Linked DNA regions of Homo sapiens: region 2 is linked to region 1. A link is a loop called in an ENCODE intact Hi-C map of the cell type or tissue named here. Cell type or tissue: CD4-positive, alpha-beta T cell. All regions are shown on one strand. Links, peaks and the distances in the headings refer to the core of each region. The heading gives the core; the rest is flanking DNA.

Evidence for each region. Hi-C counts contacts between places; a loop is a spot of excess contacts. Peaks named below come from ENCODE experiments on the same cell type or tissue, not always from the same donor. Only the 100,000 strongest peaks of a DNase experiment are listed, where the experiment ranks them.
Region 2: it touches region 1 in a loop (3-fold over the local background); 7 of 110 quality-filtered maps call a loop at or near these places.

The regions. Positions count from the first base shown.
Region 1 is chr11:35,408,315-35,416,314 of GRCh38, forward strand. The region is part of intron 1 of SLC1A2 (solute carrier family 1 member 2); the gene reads right to left. Among named protein-coding and RNA genes, the nearest start is that of SLC1A2-AS2, 6.7 kb to the right of the region's middle. In CD4-positive, alpha-beta T cell, for the core only: a CTCF peak has its summit at 4,155 (motif pointing left); no DNase peak of the experiment used is centred there; H3K27me3 peaks cover 855 bases.
Region 2 is chr11:34,499,799-34,510,527 of GRCh38, forward strand. It overlaps ELF5 (E74 like ETS transcription factor 5), which reads right to left. Exons shown (of 7, transcript NM_001422.4): 2 at 5,831-5,955. The coding sequence starts at 5,951. Among named protein-coding and RNA genes, the nearest start is that of ELF5, 8.6 kb to the right of the region's middle. In CD4-positive, alpha-beta T cell, for the core only: no CTCF peak of the experiment used is centred there; no DNase peak of the experiment used is centred there.

The sequences.
Region 1 (8,000 bases), core at 1-8,000:
CCCACCCAAATCTCAACTTGAATTGTATCTCCCAGAATTCCCATGTGCTGTGGGAGGGACCCAGAGGGAGGTAATTGAATCATGGGGCCAGTCTTTCCCATGGTATTCTCGTGGTAGTGAATAAGTCTCACAAGATCTGATGGGTTTATCAGGGGTTTCCACTTTTGCTTCTTCATCATTTTTCTCTTGCTGCCGCCATGTAAGAAATGCCTTTCACCTCTCGCCATGAATCGGAGGCCTCCTCAGCCATGTGGAACTGTAAGTCCAATTAAACCTCTTTTTATTCCCAGTTTCAGGTATGCCGGGTATATTTAAGGGTTTTGCTTTTATTGTTAATAAAGCCATGTTTTTGTGTGATGGGGAAGGAGCCACTGGTCCAGAGGACAAAAGGGTAAAAGTTTTTGTTAAAAATAATTTATCTGACAGTGAATAGTGAATCATTCACACTCTTTTATTTGGCTGTTACATTCTATGTGCAAAAATGTATTTCCTAAATGTAGATTGAATGTAATCAGTGACATCTTTACCCATAAACTGGAAATATGCATAATATCGATCTGCCATGGTAAATAACAGATTTGTAACTATTAAAAACAGGTAAGGAAAGAAAAGCAAGGCAATTTCCAATGAGATTTGGTTGGCTTGCTCTACCTTCTGTTGCTCTACAATTGAGTCACTGGAATTAATTTGTTGTGCTGATAAAAACACAAACACAATGATAATCAATGTCTTGGTCTCAGAAAGCAGAGTCAACTGATGCAAGAAAATAAGGGAAAACACTCACGAAGATATAATTTGCAAGACCTTGGGTTGTGTGTACAAAAGTGTTCTTTCACCTCTGAACATATCTTAATATTTGCCAGTGGAATAGAACAGAGAAATGTCAACATATACGTACCTTTGGCTTGAAGTTGACAGACTACCTGACTTCTTGAATCAACAGAACAATGCAGTGGATATTCCAGAAAGGATTTACCTAATTCATTGTTCACTTTTCCCCAGGTAAGGACTCCATGGGAAATAACACTTGCAGGAGTGTGAAAATGGCTGCTGTCAACACTGAAAATGTCAATAATAGCTATACTCTTGTTCCCAATATATTTATTTATTATTCCTTCTGACCCCTTCCATTATACTCACCACTCTAGATAGAAATTAGATTAATGTAACTAATTTCTCTCTCTATAGCAGGACTTTCAGATAACCATCTTTCCATTGGACATGGCACCCTTGGAAGGACTGGAATGAAGAGAAGGGCTTCTCTCTTATGTACTTGGTGACTATGTGAGACACAGCTAAAGCTGAGGAAGATGGCTAGGCATGGTGGTTCACGCCTATAATCTCAGCACTTTGGGAGGCCTAGGCGGATGGATTACCTGAGGTCAGGAGTTCAAGACCAGCCTGGCCAATATGGTGAAATCCTATCTCTACTAAAAATACAAAAATTAGCCAGGCATCGTGGTGCGTACCTGTAAACCCAGCTACTCAAGAGGCTGAGGCAGGAGAATCACTGGAACCCAGGAGGTGGAAGCTGCAGTGAGCCGAGATCATGCCACTGCACTCCAGCCTAAGTGACAGAGCAAGGCTCTGTCTCAAAAACAAATAAATAAATAAACAAATAAATAAACCTAAGGAAGATGATGACCTTGAATTCTCCCCAGCCTGCCCATCAGAATCCACTTTCCCTGTCTTAAAGGGCAGACAAAAAAAAATGACTATTTCTGGAGAACAGGATTGGGGCCGGAGATAGTCTTTTACTTTTTTACTGTATGCCATTTTGTAATATTTGAGGTTTTTATTTTTTAAGATAGAGCTTTATTTAGTTCCTTATTTATTTCTAACAAAAAAAATAGTATGTATTTGTGGTATACAACATGATGCTTTGATATACACATACACTGTGGAATAAAATAAATCAAGCTAATTAATGTATCCATTATTTTACATACTTATCATTTTTTGGTGGTGAGAATACTTAAAATCTACTGTTCTCCCAATTTTCAAGTACACAGTCAATTGCTGTCAACTATAGTCACCATGCTGAACAATAGATCACTTAATGTTATTCCTCCTGACTACCTGAAATTTTGTATCACTTGACCAGCAAGGTATAGCATTTTATTACAGATGATAGCTTTGTGGACGCCTGGATATTCTGATCACAAGCAACCAGACTCATTATTTTATTATCTTTCTAACATTTGAATTTGGAAACAGTGGTGGATGCTGTGACATGCTACCCAGATCCCTTTCCCCCCACATTCAGGACTGAATGATTCATTTGCCCAGCTGCTGGGCATGTTGATAAGTGACAGCTCTTAACTATATTCCCCCCAACCCCAAGCCTTGCCCTGTACCGAGGGCCATGTCCCGTTCCAGCACAGCCCCATTCAATGGCTGGTTAATGCAGGAGTAGAAAGGCCAAATCTCTTTCCTCAATTCAGGATCATTCTGAAGGGCCATCCCTGTTCCAGAGCTCCTTGTGGGTGGGCAGGCTTTGGTGCGACTGTTTCAACCTCTCCCTCTGCCTACCCTGGCTTCCCTCATTCCTTCATAAGGATTTACGCTGAAAGCTCCTCCCAATAAATTCCATGCACACAAGTCTCCATCTCAGAATCTGCTTCCTGGGACCAACCAATGACACCTCAACCCCAGTGTATCAATACCTGTGAAAAGAATCTAAAGTTCAATGCTCTCAGACTAATAGATAATGAGTTCTACATTTGAAATGTTAGCAATTAATTATGACCTAAAAATCAATAATCCTTCAAATGCTAAGATTCTATGATGATTTTATAAATATCTGCTGATTGATGGGATTGAGTTCCAGAAAAATCCTGGGAAAATAGATTCAGTCTATAATTCCATTACTCTCTAATCTATTCTTAGAAATTAGCCCAATATTTATTCTTCACACCTTTTCTAGACCATATGTTGCATATAAATAGAAAAAATGATAGCTGAACCAATTCCCCAGGTACCATCAGCCACTTTAGAATGTCTGAGATGTGTGTTGTTGGTTGATAACCATCCATTTCACTCTTGAACAAGTTTGTTTAATTGGGTTTTGTTCATGTTGATGTCCATCCACTTTCCTAAGAAATCTATCAGATTCCAACTGTTCTTTCTTAATTAATTTTTTTAGAGACAGGATCTTGCTATGTTGCCCAGGTTGGAGTGCAGTGGTTATTCACAGGCATTGTTATAGCTAGCTCACTGCAGCCCCCAACTCCCACGCTCAAGAGATCCTCTCGCCTCAGCCTCCCGAATAGCTAGGACTACAGGTGCACACCACTATGCCCAGCCCAACTGTCCTTTTAAGTAAAGATTGAGATTAAACACAATCTGCAGCAGTTAGCTTTCCATGATATCTAAGAGAGAAGAATGATTTTCTTCTTTTCTCTGTTTTCTTTTACCTATCTCCCTTCATGTACTACTACTTCTTCCATTTGAAATTATCTTGTTTGACATCTACAAATAGGTTTGACAATCATTTTCAATTAACTAAACTTATTCTCACTTTTTTATGGTGACATTTTCTTTTGAATGGCACATCTCCACTCAAAGAATAACTTCTTTCTGTAATAGTTGCTGTCCTTCTTAAGGCATTGCCTCTTAAATTCTTTAAGATTCTTTAAGAATTTAAGATTCTTACATTATTTTTTCTTCAGAGACACTAGGTTATCTTGCTTTCTTTGAATGAAATTATTGAAGACACTTACTGGAGCAAAAAAAAAAAACAAAACAAAAATAAAAAGCAAAGGAAGGATCCATGAAATTTTAAGGAAATGTGGATTAATTGCAAAATATGGATAATACAAAACACAGTACAATTAGATGACAAAAAAAACCTAAAAACTCAGTAACAGCATAAAATCAAAACTTCTCTAAGTTCCAGTTTTTTCATCTCTAAAATGAGATAATATTCCCTAGGGGATTTTCAAGGATGAAATGAAGTCATATATATATAGCCACATAAGCTTGGCTGATCCTATTTATATTTGTTTATGGTGATATGGAACACTGTAGATATATGTCAATTGCCTCACTCTTACCAAATTCTATACTTGGTGGAGAAAGCTTTTATAATCAAAAGAGAATGAAATGCCATGGGAATTGGGATTCCCTAAGGATTGAAGGGCTTCCAAAGGGAGTCAGACCACCAGTGTGGACAAAGTGCTGACATTTACTGCCATCTGTTGGGTGATGAGCAAACTGTCCCACTCTTTAAAACACAGAAATACGCCTCTGAAAGATTTCTTCCTCAATTCAAAAGGCATCCTTAGCTCATCACTGTTTGCATCTGCTATGAAATAAATATCAGCCCCACTCCTAGAGGGACAAGACCAGTCGCTGTTTCAGTAAAGAGCGTAAGTTAAGTCGCAACCCTAAACAGCCACACCTGAAGGCTGCAAAAGAAAACATAAATTCCAGGGCCTGCTATAAGCTCAGCTACATTTGCCACTACAAAGCACATACCCAAGGCTCAATTCAATATCCCAAAGGTTGGGACCCATGTGGTCATGCCCTGGGCTCTTTCAAAGCACTGCCTCTAGACCAGACAACGCTATTGGCTTCCTGACTACCAAACCAATAATTACAAAAGACCTCTCCATTATGTACAACCCAGACCAAAGTTAAAGAAAATAACAAGAAGTGCTTTGGGGGGTGGGGGGAAAGGTAGCTTGAAAGATCTTTTTTTTTACATAGAAATGAGATTTTGAATAATTCTTCAAATCCAAAACCACTAGGCAATGGTGTATACCAAGAGAATGGTACGCACGCTTTCAATCTCTCAATAACTTCCTTGGAAAGGTAAGGGGTCAGGCAGGTAACATGAGAAAAGTAGTCTCAGAACAGACTGTGCCCAACCTGAAAGGCATATGCCCTATCTCAGGAGATGGCCATTCCTCAGCCCCAGTTAACCCCTGCCCTGCTGGACTAAGAGGTATGGCCTAGTAACTACAGGCATGGATCCCAGAGCCAGGATGCTTGGTTTGAAAGCCTAGCTTTGCCACTCACTGGCTGTAAAATCTTGGGCAATTCACCTACTCTTTCTGTGCCTCAGTTTCTATACCTGTAAAATGAGGCTAAGAGTCACTCCTGCTGCATCATATTGTTGTGGGGATTAAATAAATTGATACACATTAAACTGTTTAAAGCCAACTGGGATATAATCACTCAATAAATGGTACCAAGATAAAAGGGAAGGTTCTTTGTCATCAGATCTCCCAATTTTTAAGAGAAGCCAGAATCAGGATTTTTTTTAAGGTAAAAGTAAGTATAGGTGAACAATTAAAACATGTTCAAAATCCTCTGTGAGCCTATAAGAATATACCCATGGGCCACATACAGTCCACAGGCACCCAGTACCTCATGTCCAGTGCTGGGAAAAAGGCAAAGCGGGAGGCAGACAGGTCTCAGATTCACTTCCAACTTCGTCACCAGCTCTGTGATCCTGACAGCACAGTGGCTGGGAACTTGGGATGGCAGAACCACATGACAGAAAGTCCTGTGCCAGATTACAAACAGCAAGTGACAGATGGCCCTCCTGACCAAACGTAAGAGAAGAAAGTACTCTCAGTGATTTAAGTGAAGCCTCTAAAATAGAGGGGGGCATGGGGACAGCATCTCCCTCCTTGACCCCAAACATCATTCAAGGTCTTTAACATTGCCATCATCTATCCTAGAGACCAGGATTGACACAGATCAAGTCTAGCCATCAAATCGAGTTCATTCCCTTCATTCCATTTTCAAAGGACAATTCTTGCTCAGTGAGTCCATATTCTAAAGCAACTGTCGAGATTGCCAAAAACACCAAACAGCAGTTCAGCCAACAGTGGTCATATCTGTTTATCTAAGTGAGACATTAAATACATGAATGAAAAATAAATAAATATCAACACCATTGAGAAACAATACTTTTTAAAAGAAAAACCAGAGCACTAAGAAAATGGGTCTTCTTTTTAAAATTTTAAAGATCTTCCTTTCATTCTCCTTTAATACTGCGGGCCCATTGTCTTTTCTGACATCATTTAAAGCCAACCAGACAGATTTATAATGAGATGCTAGTCCTTTTCTATTCTACCGACAAATATGTGGCCCATCTGCCTCCAGTCAATGATGGAGCACTTGAAGATGGAGCAAAGAGATATTTTTAAACATTCCTTTAATTAATTCGTTCCAAGGAGTTGGCACTTGGAGAGTTGCGGGGTGAGGGGCGGGCAGAGGGAGGAGAGAGCAAGCTCATGATCGTGGTAAATAAAGAGATTTGCCATAATCTGGATTCTAAAACCCTTTCTATGAAGCATCCTGCCTGGCCCCCAACAAGCTGTTAAGGGCATGAAATCAAAAGCTGCAAGCAAGGCAGTGTCTGGTGTTTGTTAGATGTTTCTTCAGACTGCGAAGACAAGTTCTTTAAATGCAAGCAAAACTAAAATTTTATCTTCAGAATAATGCTTCTGCCTACTATTCCTAGAAGATTTAATACTATCAGTGTTTTAGTAGATTAAAATAATTGTAGCAGGCGACTGAAATGAAGAATAGTTTCAGCTCATGCCAAGAGGCAAGCCAGTCCAATGGGAGAAAAATTCAATATGAGAAACAATTCAGTTTGCCTTTAAAAGGGGGGAAACCAGACATCAGGGCATTGTGTGACACAGCCATGGAGGAGGGCAGGGAGGGGAGGATTTACATTGAAATCACTCTGTGTTGAGCTTCAAATCATGAAAAAGCTTTGCAATTCTGGAACTGTAGGATTTATGGCACACTGACCCAGAAATCTCACACTTAGCTGTTAAATATATTGCTCGTTTTTTGCAGCTGAAGCATCATCACTTAAGGACTTTTCCTTGTCTGACACATCCTTTAAAGCCAAAGCCAAAGGAGACACAAAACACCTAATTGTGTTGCATGGAAGAGGAAAAGAAGTGGCCATTGATACTGATGAACAGATTTGTCTTTTGGTTTTTAATAACATGGAGTTTCTGCCTCACAAGTTTCATCTGGATTTAGAAATTATTTCCTGAGAATTAAGCTTTCAATTACTCACAAGCGACTGTCTTAGTAAACATGAAATGGTTTTCTCATAGCTCTACTAATATCTATTTTCCCCAAGGAGGCTGATTTCTATATTATTGAAAATGAGAAATGAAAATTCCAGCCAAGCCTGAGGCATGCAACCTGCAAACCCCTCTAGACCATAAGCCCCACATCCTTCACTCACTTTCCAATAAGTCCACGCTGTAGGGTCTTCCTCCTGCTGACCTCAAATTCATTCCCAAGGGGAGAAGCAAGAGGACAATGGTTATGGTTTGCTTTTATTTGCTTGAAATAATAAATTCAAGGGGTCTCCCTTGCCAGGGTTTTTCCACTGTCAGCAGTTTTCTGTTTCCCTTGCTCTTTAAGTCAAACTGAAGCCCAAGCCCTCATGGCTGGCTTTCCCCTGACCCTTGGCTCCTGGGAGCTGATCAGAAGACAGATTGCCGTGGGTCTCTGACATACAGAGTGACCTAGCCACCCCCCACCTCCAAGAAGATATTTCTAAAATGCCTGCCTCTTCAGCATCTGGACACTCCACTGTGACCCAGTCAGTAATGGACACTAGCCTGGCTGCCACCAACTACTTATAATCTCTTTCCAATTTGGGTCAGGGACCTAAAAGCCATCTCCGTAATTCTAGCCATGACAGGGGACTCAGAAAAAAGAATGCTCAACTATTAAATTAGACCTTGCTTTGCAGGAAAATACCTCTCAGAGCCTGGGAACTACCAAAGAGTCCACTATTGATTTTTATAGAAACTGGATGCTAATAATCTCAATTCCAAATAATCAAAGCCCTCAAAAAACCAGACTGTGGTGGCATATGCTCTGTACAGGCAAAGATCAATGCACAGGTTACAAAGAGAATATCCTAAAAGGCAATTTGCAGGATAGGTATGCCAAAAGTTTGAGAGAAAGCCAGTAATCTGCACCAGCCATGCCCAGCACACATCATTTTC
Region 2 (10,729 bases), core at 1,449-9,448, 910 kb before region 1:
AGTCACAGGGTTGGGTGTGGCAACTGAGCCTGGGCTGTGGAGATGGACCTTCCTGATTTGAAATCTTGGCTCTTCAATGGATTAGCTGTGCAACTCTAACAAACTGTCCTAACCTCTCTGGACCTCAGTTTCCTTCACTGGTAAAATAAAAATAACAATAGTACCTATATCTTAGGAGGTTTGTTGTGAAGAGGAAATGATGCAGGTAAAGAACTTAGCCTAGTATCTGAATGACAGTAAGTTTTCAGTATAAGTCACCTGTTATTGGTTATTATTTTGGGAATACATTTGTTCTCAGGGAAACGGGGCCTTCCTCAATCTAGCTGAGGAAAAACTACAGTAAAGCAAGCTCAGGGCTTGGCTGGGACAAGACAGACAGTCTGGGTCAGAGGAGGCCCGAGTTAGACAAACTTGGACCATAATTAGCATGATTTACTAGCATAGGGAGTTGGGAAAGTGTTTTGCCCGGGGCAGCACTGAAGAGAGGTGGTGAATGAACTGGATAGCAGGGGCACCATCAATTGCAGCTTTGTCACTGAAAGGAAGGACTTTATGAGGGAAAACCTGAAATGATAAATGGCTTTCAAGTTTCCTCCCAGAGCCAGTCCAGCTCCATCCCATACCCCTTCCTGGCTTTCCAGCATAGCCTATGGAAAGAGACCATGAGATGGAAAAGTTAAGTCCAGTGCAGCATAGGAAACTGTATAGAGAAAACAGGAGAAGGGCTGGCTGCAAAGTAGCCATGGCCTTGGGAGCGTGGAGTTAGGAAGGGGCCAAGAGAGCCAAGCCCTGAGCAGTCCTGGGGCCATGGCCACCCAGAAGGCTCAGGTGCATGTCCACTGGGCTAGAGGTGGCCAACAGTGAGTCCTCCTGAGGTGTGGGCGCTGCCACAGGGCTCACCTCAGACTTTCAGATGATTTTGTATTTGTTGATCTGGTTTTGACTTAGAAGTTCTTAGATTCTTTCCTTTGTATCTGCTCTCAAGCTTCTGTACATAAAACATGAATCTTGCTTAGGAAAGCCCATGTGGGGATGCAGATGCCTCTTTCTCTGACCAGTGGGTTTTGCACTTTTTTTTTTCTTACAAAAAGTGCTTTCTTCAAATAAAATCTCACATTGTGCAATAATATTATAGCTAACATATTTATTGAGCACTTAGTATGTGCCCGTTATCATGCTAAATTATTTGTGCTTTCTCATGTTGTCCCTAACACAATGCTATGAAGTCCTCTGTCATGTTACCCATTTTACAAAGGGAGAAAGTAAGGCTCACGGGTGTGACCCTTTTCAAGCTCACGTAACCCGTAAGTGGCAGAGCTAGGAGTGGGTTATCTGGGTGTATTCTGGCTCCTGCAGCCCAGCCTCACTGTGCTCTACCGTCTTCAGAATTAAAGTGGAGAAGCATGCTTAGGGATGGAGGTGGACAGAGAAGGACTGAAGCCCCATCTTCTCAACTGTCACTTCCACTCCCTTCTCTGGTGGTCCCTAAGGAACCTCTGGGAAACCCCTAAAGCCTCTCAGGAACCTCAGTTTAGAAACCTCTGCAGCTGACAAAGTATAAGCAAGATTCCAAAGCAAAGGAGGCGCTGCATGTGTGCGTGGCACATTGGCTGTCAGGGGAGGGGTGTTGGTCTGTGGAGGTTAAGGAAAGAATTCCAGAAAGAAAGTAGTGGCAAGGCCAGGGTACTCAATGACTACTGGAGGGTTGGCTACTGGAACTCGACTGGAGAAACCATCTTTTAAAAATATCATATGCATGTGAACTACATGCAGCCTCCCCCCCAACCAACTCTCCCGCCCACTTGGATACATTTTCCAGTAGTCATCGTTCTTTACTTTGAAAAAGCCACAGGCAAGGCAGGGTAAGTTCATGAAATTCTAGAGTATTTTGCAATCTGGACTGTCCAACCTCCTGCCTGCAGTGCAGCCAAGCAGAAGTCCTGCTTCAAAGAGCAGGTCAGAATCCTTTGTGGTTACCACACCAGGGCACAGATTCAGCGGCACTCTGCTCAAGCCATTTGAAGGGTTTTTGAGAACAGCTGGTTTTCCTAAATAGGCTGAGTATTCCACCCTTCCCTCTCCTAGACATCATTTGTCTAGAAGGCACATCATTTTTTTTTCTCCTTTTCCTTCCCTTCCCTCAGGTCTCAAATATCTAAGCTGTTAAAAATTCTGAACTGAGAAGCTTGAGATGGAGTTTTGTTGTTATTTTTGTTCAATATGGACAATGAAGAGAGGAGAGGGAAGGCTGTTTTTCCACCCAACAGGGAGTGGTGAGGAGTTCTTGGCTAGGGTGAGCACTTCCCAAGTGCCAGGCACGTGACTAAACACTTCGTACACAAAATATCATTCAATCTCCCCAACTCCAGGAGGCAGAGGAAAGCATATCTCAAAAAACTGGCTGCAGGTCACATGGCTGGTAAGTGGCAGTGCCTGCCCATGAACCTGGGTGAACAGGAAGCTGCCACTGCAACAATCTTTAGGAGGGCCCAGAATTCCAGATAGTATTTCCTGGGAGGTGGGTAAGGACCTCAGGAGAGGTATCTCAGAGCCTGCTGGCCATGGAGCAGGGAAAGTTGGCTGAGCAGTGCCCAGAGGCAAAGCTGGCTGTCTCCTGACCCACCCCTGCCAGAGGGGGCTTTTGTAGAAACTCCAAATGGCTGCACCTCTCTGGGTGGCAACGTCCTTGTTGATAAAAGACAGAAGGCCCCTCCTGCTAATCCTCCCACCTGTGGAGGAGAGCAGGGGCTACAAGGCTCACCCGGTGCCCAGGCAGCTCCAAGAGAGGTGTTTACTCCAGGTGAACATTTCACACCCAACTTCGACCTTTTGGAGGTCAGTGATACTGAGCTTCCCCTGAAATCCCGAGGGCCGGTGGCTACTTGAAAGCCTGGCTCCATCCCTCAGGGAGCCTTAGGAACCTGGGCCAGTCTCGAAGGCTATTTTATTTTCACTGGCCGCATGACTTGATGGGAATTTCTGTTTTCTCAGTGGGTGGTGGGAGGAGAAGGCTGTGTCTTCGATATTGCCTGATGCAGGAATCACAGAAGCTTCTGGAAGGGATCCTAGCAATGGCCTGGTCTAACCTTTCATGACGTTGATGGAAATGCGGAAGCCTCTGGCCAGAGAGCTGTGTCTGAATGTCTAAGACTTGGTTGGATTTAAGGAACTCTGGCAATGCCACTGGTGATCACTTCTGTTAACCTCATTCTTTAAAATTGTGGTAAAACATACATAATATAACACTTAATCATTTTAACTTTTCTTAAGGGTACAGTTCAGTGGCATTAAGTACATTCACATTGTTGCACAGTCATCAGTGCTATTCACTTCCAGAATTTGTTCATTATCCCAAACTGAAACTAATCCTTTTTTTTTGACCCAGAGTCTCCCCCTGTTGCTCAGGCTGGAGTGCAGTGGCATACTCACAGCTCACTGCAGCTTCAACCTTCTGAGCTCAAGGGATCCTCCTGTCTCAGCCTCCCGAGTAGCTGGGACTACAGGTGCGTGCCACCATGCCCAGCTAATTTTTGTATTTTTTCGTAGAGACGGGGTTTCTCCATGTTGCCCAGGCTGGTCTTAAACTCCTGACCTCAGGTGATCTGCCTGCCTTGGCCTCCCAAAGTGCTGGGATTACAGGCAGGAGCCACCATGCCTGCTCCCCAACCTTTTTTTTTTATCTCACTGTCGCTCAGGCTGGAGTGCAGTGGCGTGACTGCAGCTCACTGCAGCCTCGGCCTTCCGGGCTCAAGGGATCCTCCTGCCTCAGCCTCCCAAGTAGCTAGGACTACAGGCATGTGCCACCATACCAGGCCAATTTTTAAACAATTTTTTGTAGATACAAGGTCTCACTATGTTGCCCAGGCTGGTCTCCAATTCCTAGGCTCAAGTGATAATCCTGCCTCGGCCTTCCAAAGTGCTAGGATTACAGGTGTAAGCCATCACGTCCAGCTAATCCTTCAATTTTTTAAACAGTTATGTGTGCTTACCAGGTACCGGACTGTGTCCTAAACACTTCCCATATGATAACTCATTTCATTAGCATAACAACTCTACAAGGTAGCATTGTGGTCATTCCCATTTTACAGATGAGAAACTAACTGGGACATGAGAGGTTAAGATGACACAGCTAGTGTCAGAGCCAGACTTCCCATTTGGGACACACCAGGTCTTCATGACACAGAGCCGCTGCTTCACTGCCCAGGCCATTGCCTGGGGCAGCTGGTTGTAGCCCGCCCCTCCCACTGCCACCCCAACTACTTCCCAGCAGAATAGGCAGAAAGAGGGGGCTCTCATGATGGCAGGTCTGGGTTAAGTGAGGCCTGGCCTTATGCATAGGTAGAGAGAGAGCCTGGAGCTGGGCCCCACCACTGTGGGAAACATAGGGAGGGCACGGCGACTTGAAAGTTTTCATTTTCCTCCTTCAGATTTAACCTGTTAACCAAAGTTCAAGGGAAGGAGACACAGTACATTTCTCATGTCTTTCTGGGAAACAAGGTGCTTCTTAGGCCTAAAGGAGAATTGTAAGATGTATCTGTTTGATTCAAGTCCAAATGCAATGATCTAGACCTTACAGATGAGGGTGAGAGATTTCACATGTGCGTGTGTGTGTGTGCACGCGTGTGTGTATGTGTGTCCATGTGGGGTGGGGGCAGGTGTGGGATTGCATTATGTAGGTAAGTGCCTCAAGTCTGTGAGTGTGGCCTGGTCCCTGGCCCCAGAGGCAGGGGCTTCTGGTAGTGGACTTTTTGCAGTCCCTGGAGGCATGGCCTCTCTTGCACACTGCCTGCCTCCGGACACTGAGTCTGGACTCCTACATGGGGTTAACACTCAGTGAGGACTGACAGCTTGATTGGCACTTGCATGACCGCTGAGCAGCGTGTGCTCCTGTTGTGCCAGCAGTCAGCCAGGTGTGCTGTGATATGTGGTCACCCAAGCACCTCAGTGACAGAGGCCCTCAGAGGGTTTCTGGGGGCAAAGCTCGGCTGGCCTCCCTCCGGCATGGGATTTTCTCAAGGTCCCATGCTGCCTTCTCAGGTGGAGAAATCCAGGCTGAGAAAGAGGAGGGAGGGTGGGGAAGGAGGCCTGGGGAACAGTGAGGGGCTCATATTTACTGAACACTTGTTTTGTGCCAGGCTACATATTTACACCCTTTGGCTCCCTTAGTCCTTATAGTAGCTCTCATCACCCCTGGTTTAGGGAAAAAGAAATAGAAGCTCAGAGAATAATGATATATTAATATCAATAACCACAGTGTGATATCAATTATAAGATGGGTCAACTTGCATGGAGCTTAACTGTGAGGCCCAGGGCAAGTCACTTAGCCTCTCTGTATCTCAGTTTCTTCATGTATAAAATGGGGATAATAATTGTTCATCTCATAGGGCTTTGGCAAGGATGAGATGGTGCTTGGCACAAGGTTTGGTACACAGCTCGTGTTCAGTAAATGTTGGCTAAAACCACCATGACCAAGCAAACACAGCATACCAGGTCCTGGGCTAAGGGCTTTCTTTCTACTACATTGTTTAAATATCATAATAACTCCAAGAGACGTACATTTTACTTGGCAGCAAAACGAGGCTCAGAGAGGTTAGCTGAGCCGTGCACGGCCTCGAGGCCACAGAACTAGGGAGTTTGGGGGTGAGGGTTCCAGCACCTTTTATCTGCAAGAGGTTGCCCTTCCTTCCATCCAGGAGCCCTCCAGCCCTCTGCCCTGAACTCTGGTGTTCCTAGGCCCCAGCACAGCTTTGTCTTCCACCTGCGGCCAGCACCACCTCCTGCCCTAGCCCATCCTGGCTGCACTCAGATGGGCTCCTTCAAATGTACGCACCTGTCTGATGCTCAAAGGCAGGGTAGTACTCTTCATTGCTGAACAGATCAGTCCACGACATCAGGGGATCGCAGAAGGATGCATTAGGCAGGAAGGTGCTGTGTGTCACCGAGTCCAACATTACCCTGCAACAGCAGGAGAGGTCGTGAGGAGGCTGGGGTGAGGTACTCCTGAAGCCACACTGTGCAGGAGCCCCTAGCAGGGCGATACTTGTTTTTTAAAAATGATAACAAATATGTCACTCACTAGGAGCAGGCACCGCCTAGTGTCACCTACGAGTGACATTATTCCACCCTTGCCATATCCTGTCTATCCCCATTTTAGATGAGAAAACTGAGGCAAAAGGGTTGAGACAATTGCCAAAGTGATATAACTAGAAAGTGGCAAAGAGGGGACTGGAGCATGGAGGCTCTGATTATGCAATATTGCCTCTTTATTTATGTTTCCTGTTTGCTCACATCTGACCCCTGAACTCTGACTTATGATGTTCAATAATATGCTTCTAGAAACAGCGTGAGATGCAGCCATAAGAAAGAACAAGATCATGCCCTGTGCAGTAACACAGATGCAGCTGGAGGCTATTATCCCGAGCAAATTAAGTCAGGAACAGAAAACCGTATACCTCATCTTCTCACTTAGAAGGGGGCACTAAATGTTGAGTACTCCTGGACATAAAGGTGGGGACAATAGACACTGGGGACTACCAGAGGGAGGAGGCAGGGAAGGGGGCCAAGGTTGAAAAACTAACTACTGGATACTATACTCAGTACCTGTGTGATGAGATCAATAGCACCTGAAACCTCAGCATGGTGCAATACACACAGGTAACAAACCTGCACACATACCCCCTGAATCTAAACTAAAAGTTGAAATAATAAAAATAAAATAAAATTGTTTTTTTTAAAAGATGTAATCCTGCTCTGTCGCCAGGCTGGAGTGTAGTGGTGTGATCTAGGCTCACTGCAACCTCTGCCTCCTGGGTTCAAGCGATCCTCCCACCTCCACCTCCCGAGTAGCTGGGTCTACAAGTGTGTACCATCAAACCTGGCTAATTTTTGTATTTTTAGTAAAGATGGAGTTTCACCATGTTGGCCAGGCTGGTCTCGAACTCCTGACCTCAAGTGATCTCCCCTTCTTGGCCTCCCAAAGTCCTGGGATTACAGGTGTGAGCCACAGAAACTGGCCGAAAAAAATAAATAAATAAAAATGAGGTAAGAATTACTGTGTGTGATTAATCCATAATTCTGAAATCTGAAAGCTCTGAAAACTGAAAGGAAGTGTGTGTGTACGTGTGTGTGTGTTTGCTGCAATCTTATTTTCTAGCACAAAACAGTCCTGAATTGATGTTATATAGTTTTATATACTGTTTCATACATACATACACATACATACAACATATATATGTTATACAGTTTTATAACTATGGTTGCAGTTTTATTTATTGCACTGAGTGAATATTCTTATGATGCAGTGCAGAAATATTAATGTTTAGAGCAAACCCTAAACCCTGAGGGGTAATCTGTACTCCACTGTATATATACTATCTCGCCTTCCTAAATCTGTGAAGAATTCAGAATTCTGCAGCATGTGCGGCCCAAGGTTTTGGAGACGAGTGTGGACCTGTGGTAATTGCAACAAGCACTTCACTTTGGGCTTCATGCTGAGTACTTTAGCACTTTAGCTATATTCTTCCTGGTCTGCTCAGAACAACCACTCTGAGATAGGTACTGGCAGCAGTTCCATTTCATAGGTGAGGGATGGAGGCTCTGAGATTCCGGGTAATACATGCAAAGCCAGCGAAGCTGGGTGGTGGCTCAGGTGTGTCTGTTTAAAAAGCCCATTCTAATTGCTGTGCTCCAGTCCCCACACACTTTGGTGGCGGCAAGGAGCTCTGGGGCAGGGTGTGTGGTTGAGGCTGGAAGGAAGGCAGAAAAGAACAGGCCTAGGGCCCCCGCTTGCACACATTCTTGCCTGTGCTGGTCTCAACTTTGCTGCTTCCCATGTTCCCACATGCCACTCTCTACTGAATCCCATCTCCCCGCAATTCAGAAAAAATAATAATCTGTGTTTGGTGGATTAAAACAATCTGTTCACCCGAATTCTTTTTTCTGATTCTTGAAATAATGTTGACATAGAGTAGTTCTTTCCTCGTTTTGCAAAGGGAACATAGCTGCTCAAGATCACACCACTGGTAAGTGTCTTGGGATATTAAACACATGGAATTTTAAGATTGGCAGGAGTGAATTCTTCATCTAGTCCAGTGTTTCCTAAACTTCAGTCATTTGCCTACGACTGTGATAATTTCACTCAATCCATATACTACGAGCACTATTATTTACTTAAAATACTTAAAAAAATCATCAACTCCCTTTTTGTTTTAACATAAATATGCTAATTAAAAGGAAAACTTTATATTAGCAATATAAATGGAAAGTCAGGATTTTTTAAACATACATAAAAATAAATATTTAAGCATTTGAATAAAAATGGTTCATGCGCCACCTAAATCAGGGGTTAGCAAACTACATCCTATAGGCAAAATGCAGTCCCTCACCTATTTTTGTAAAGCCTGCAGTTAAAAATAATTTTACTGCTGGGCGCAGTGGTTTACACCTGTAATCCCAGCACTTTGGGAGGCCGAGGCGGGTGGGTCACTTGAGGTCAGGAGTTCAAGACCAGCCTGGTCAACATGGTGAAACCCCCGTCTCTACTAAAAATACAAACATTAGCTGGGTGTGTTGGTGCATGCCTGCAATCCCAGCTACTCGGGAGAGTGAGACAGGAGAATCGCTTGAACCTGGGAGGCAGAGGTTGCAGTGAACCGAGATTGTGCCACTGCACTCCAGCCTGGGCGACAGAGCAAGACTATGTCTCACAAAAAAATAAAAAATAAAAAATAAAAAATAAAAAAAACTTTACATTTTTAAGTGGTTACATTTTAAGTGGTTATATAAATATTTACATCATATCCTTGATTTTGCCTTTTGGCCTGCTAATCCTAAAATACCTGGCCCTTTAAGAAAAAGTTTGCAACCCCTAACCAGATTCATCTGGCATGTTGCCAGTTGATGTGAGTACCACGTGTTGGAAGATACTGAGTTAGTCCAATTTCCCTCCTCGCCTCCACCATTTTACAGTTGAGGAAGTTGAGACTCAGGGAATTTGTGTAACTAGCTCAAGGTCACATAGCCAGTGGATGCCAGAGTTAAGTGGCAGGGAGGTCCTTAGTTTTCTGACTCTCAGCCCATCTGCTTCTCTTTCTGAAAACACAATTGAGCCCCAAGGCACACTTATATAGCAAATCAAACCTCAGTACTAAGAGGGGCAGGATTGTGTGATTCTGAAACCAAAGGTCAATTCTTTGCAGATGCTTGAAAATCTCCAACCACCATCATCATCACCATCAAATGTGCATGAGACGCCGGGTGCGGTGGTTCATGCCTGTAATCCCAGCACTTTGGAAGGCCAAGGTGGGCAGATCGCTTGAGGTCAGGAGTTCGAGACCAGCCTGGACAACATGGCGAAACCCCGTCTCCACTAAAAACACAACAATTAGCTGGGCATGGTGGTGCACACCTGTAATCCCAGCTACTCAGGAGGTTGAGGCATGAGAATCACGAACCCAGGAGGCAGAGGTTGCAGTGAGCTGAGATCGTGCCACTGCACTCCAGCCTGGGTGACAGAGTGAGACTCTGTCTCGAAAACAACAACAACAACAACAAAAACGTGCATGAGAACTCCTCTCCAGATGTAAATATATAACCGAGTTTGAATTCTGACACTTAGGCACCTTTTCTGGGCCATCACCCAAGAGTTTCCAGACTCTGCTGGGAAGTCTCTTTGCTGATGCCTGGAGAGGGTTAATGTGCTCTGCAGATTATCGTGGGCATGGATCTCCTCCTGGGAGCCCAATCAAACAGATGTCAAGGCTGCCTGGGTTTGGGCTGTGATTTTCCCACGGATTGGCTGGTTTTATATCCTGAGTGAGGGGGGCAGGGAGGGGGTAGGATGCTGAGGGATGGGGTGAGAGGTTATGAGGAAGGGAAGGGCCTCAGGAGCTGAAAGCCACTTCTGCTTTCTGGACTGGACTTCAGAAAAGTTCCTTTAAGTGAGGGCTGAAGACAAATATATCCCTTTTCTTCTGGGCCAGAAGGCTCAGAAAACTAAAGAAGAGGATGGCAGGCCTGTGATATGACCTTCTTTGGGTTGGGAGAAAGGAGAGGTGAATTCCACACGGAAGAAAACAGAAAACAGTCCCCAGGTCTTCAGTGTCAAATAAGGAATCCATCAAATACAAAACACGACAGTGGGAATGAGATCTTCCTCATCTATGCCTCACTAATTGCTCTCAAAAGTCATTGGGTATTAACAAAAAAAAAGGTCATTTGGTAAATTGAATGGCATTATATAAAAACTAGAAATATTTTTTGATCAATAGTATTTTTACCTCTTTTAATATTGTTATTCTTTCTCCTCTTTATACCGGCCTACTCACTTGATCTGTAATCTCTCTAGTGCTATACACAATGCTGTATCTGATTCCCTTTGGTAATTCCTTCTAAGGCAAATTATATCCATTAAGTTTTTGTAAAGGGCCTTCTCAGGTGTACAGCATGCTATTTTTCTTCTGTAATTATTTCTTGCTTTTGGAAAAAATATCTTTTATAAAAGCAGAAAAAGGTGTTTTTTTTTTTTTTTCCTGTTACAGCAGGAGTGGGTGTTATTAACTCTGGGCTCTCCACAAAAGACCTTGGCTACTTAGCCAGCATGCAGTAGGTGTGAGAGTTCAAGAATAATGGCTGCTTTGTATTCAGTAGCCTCTCTTCTCTAGGCCCTCTAAGGTCCTTGCAATAATTGAACATTTTAGCTCTTAAGGACTTCTTTAGTGGAGGTAGAGCA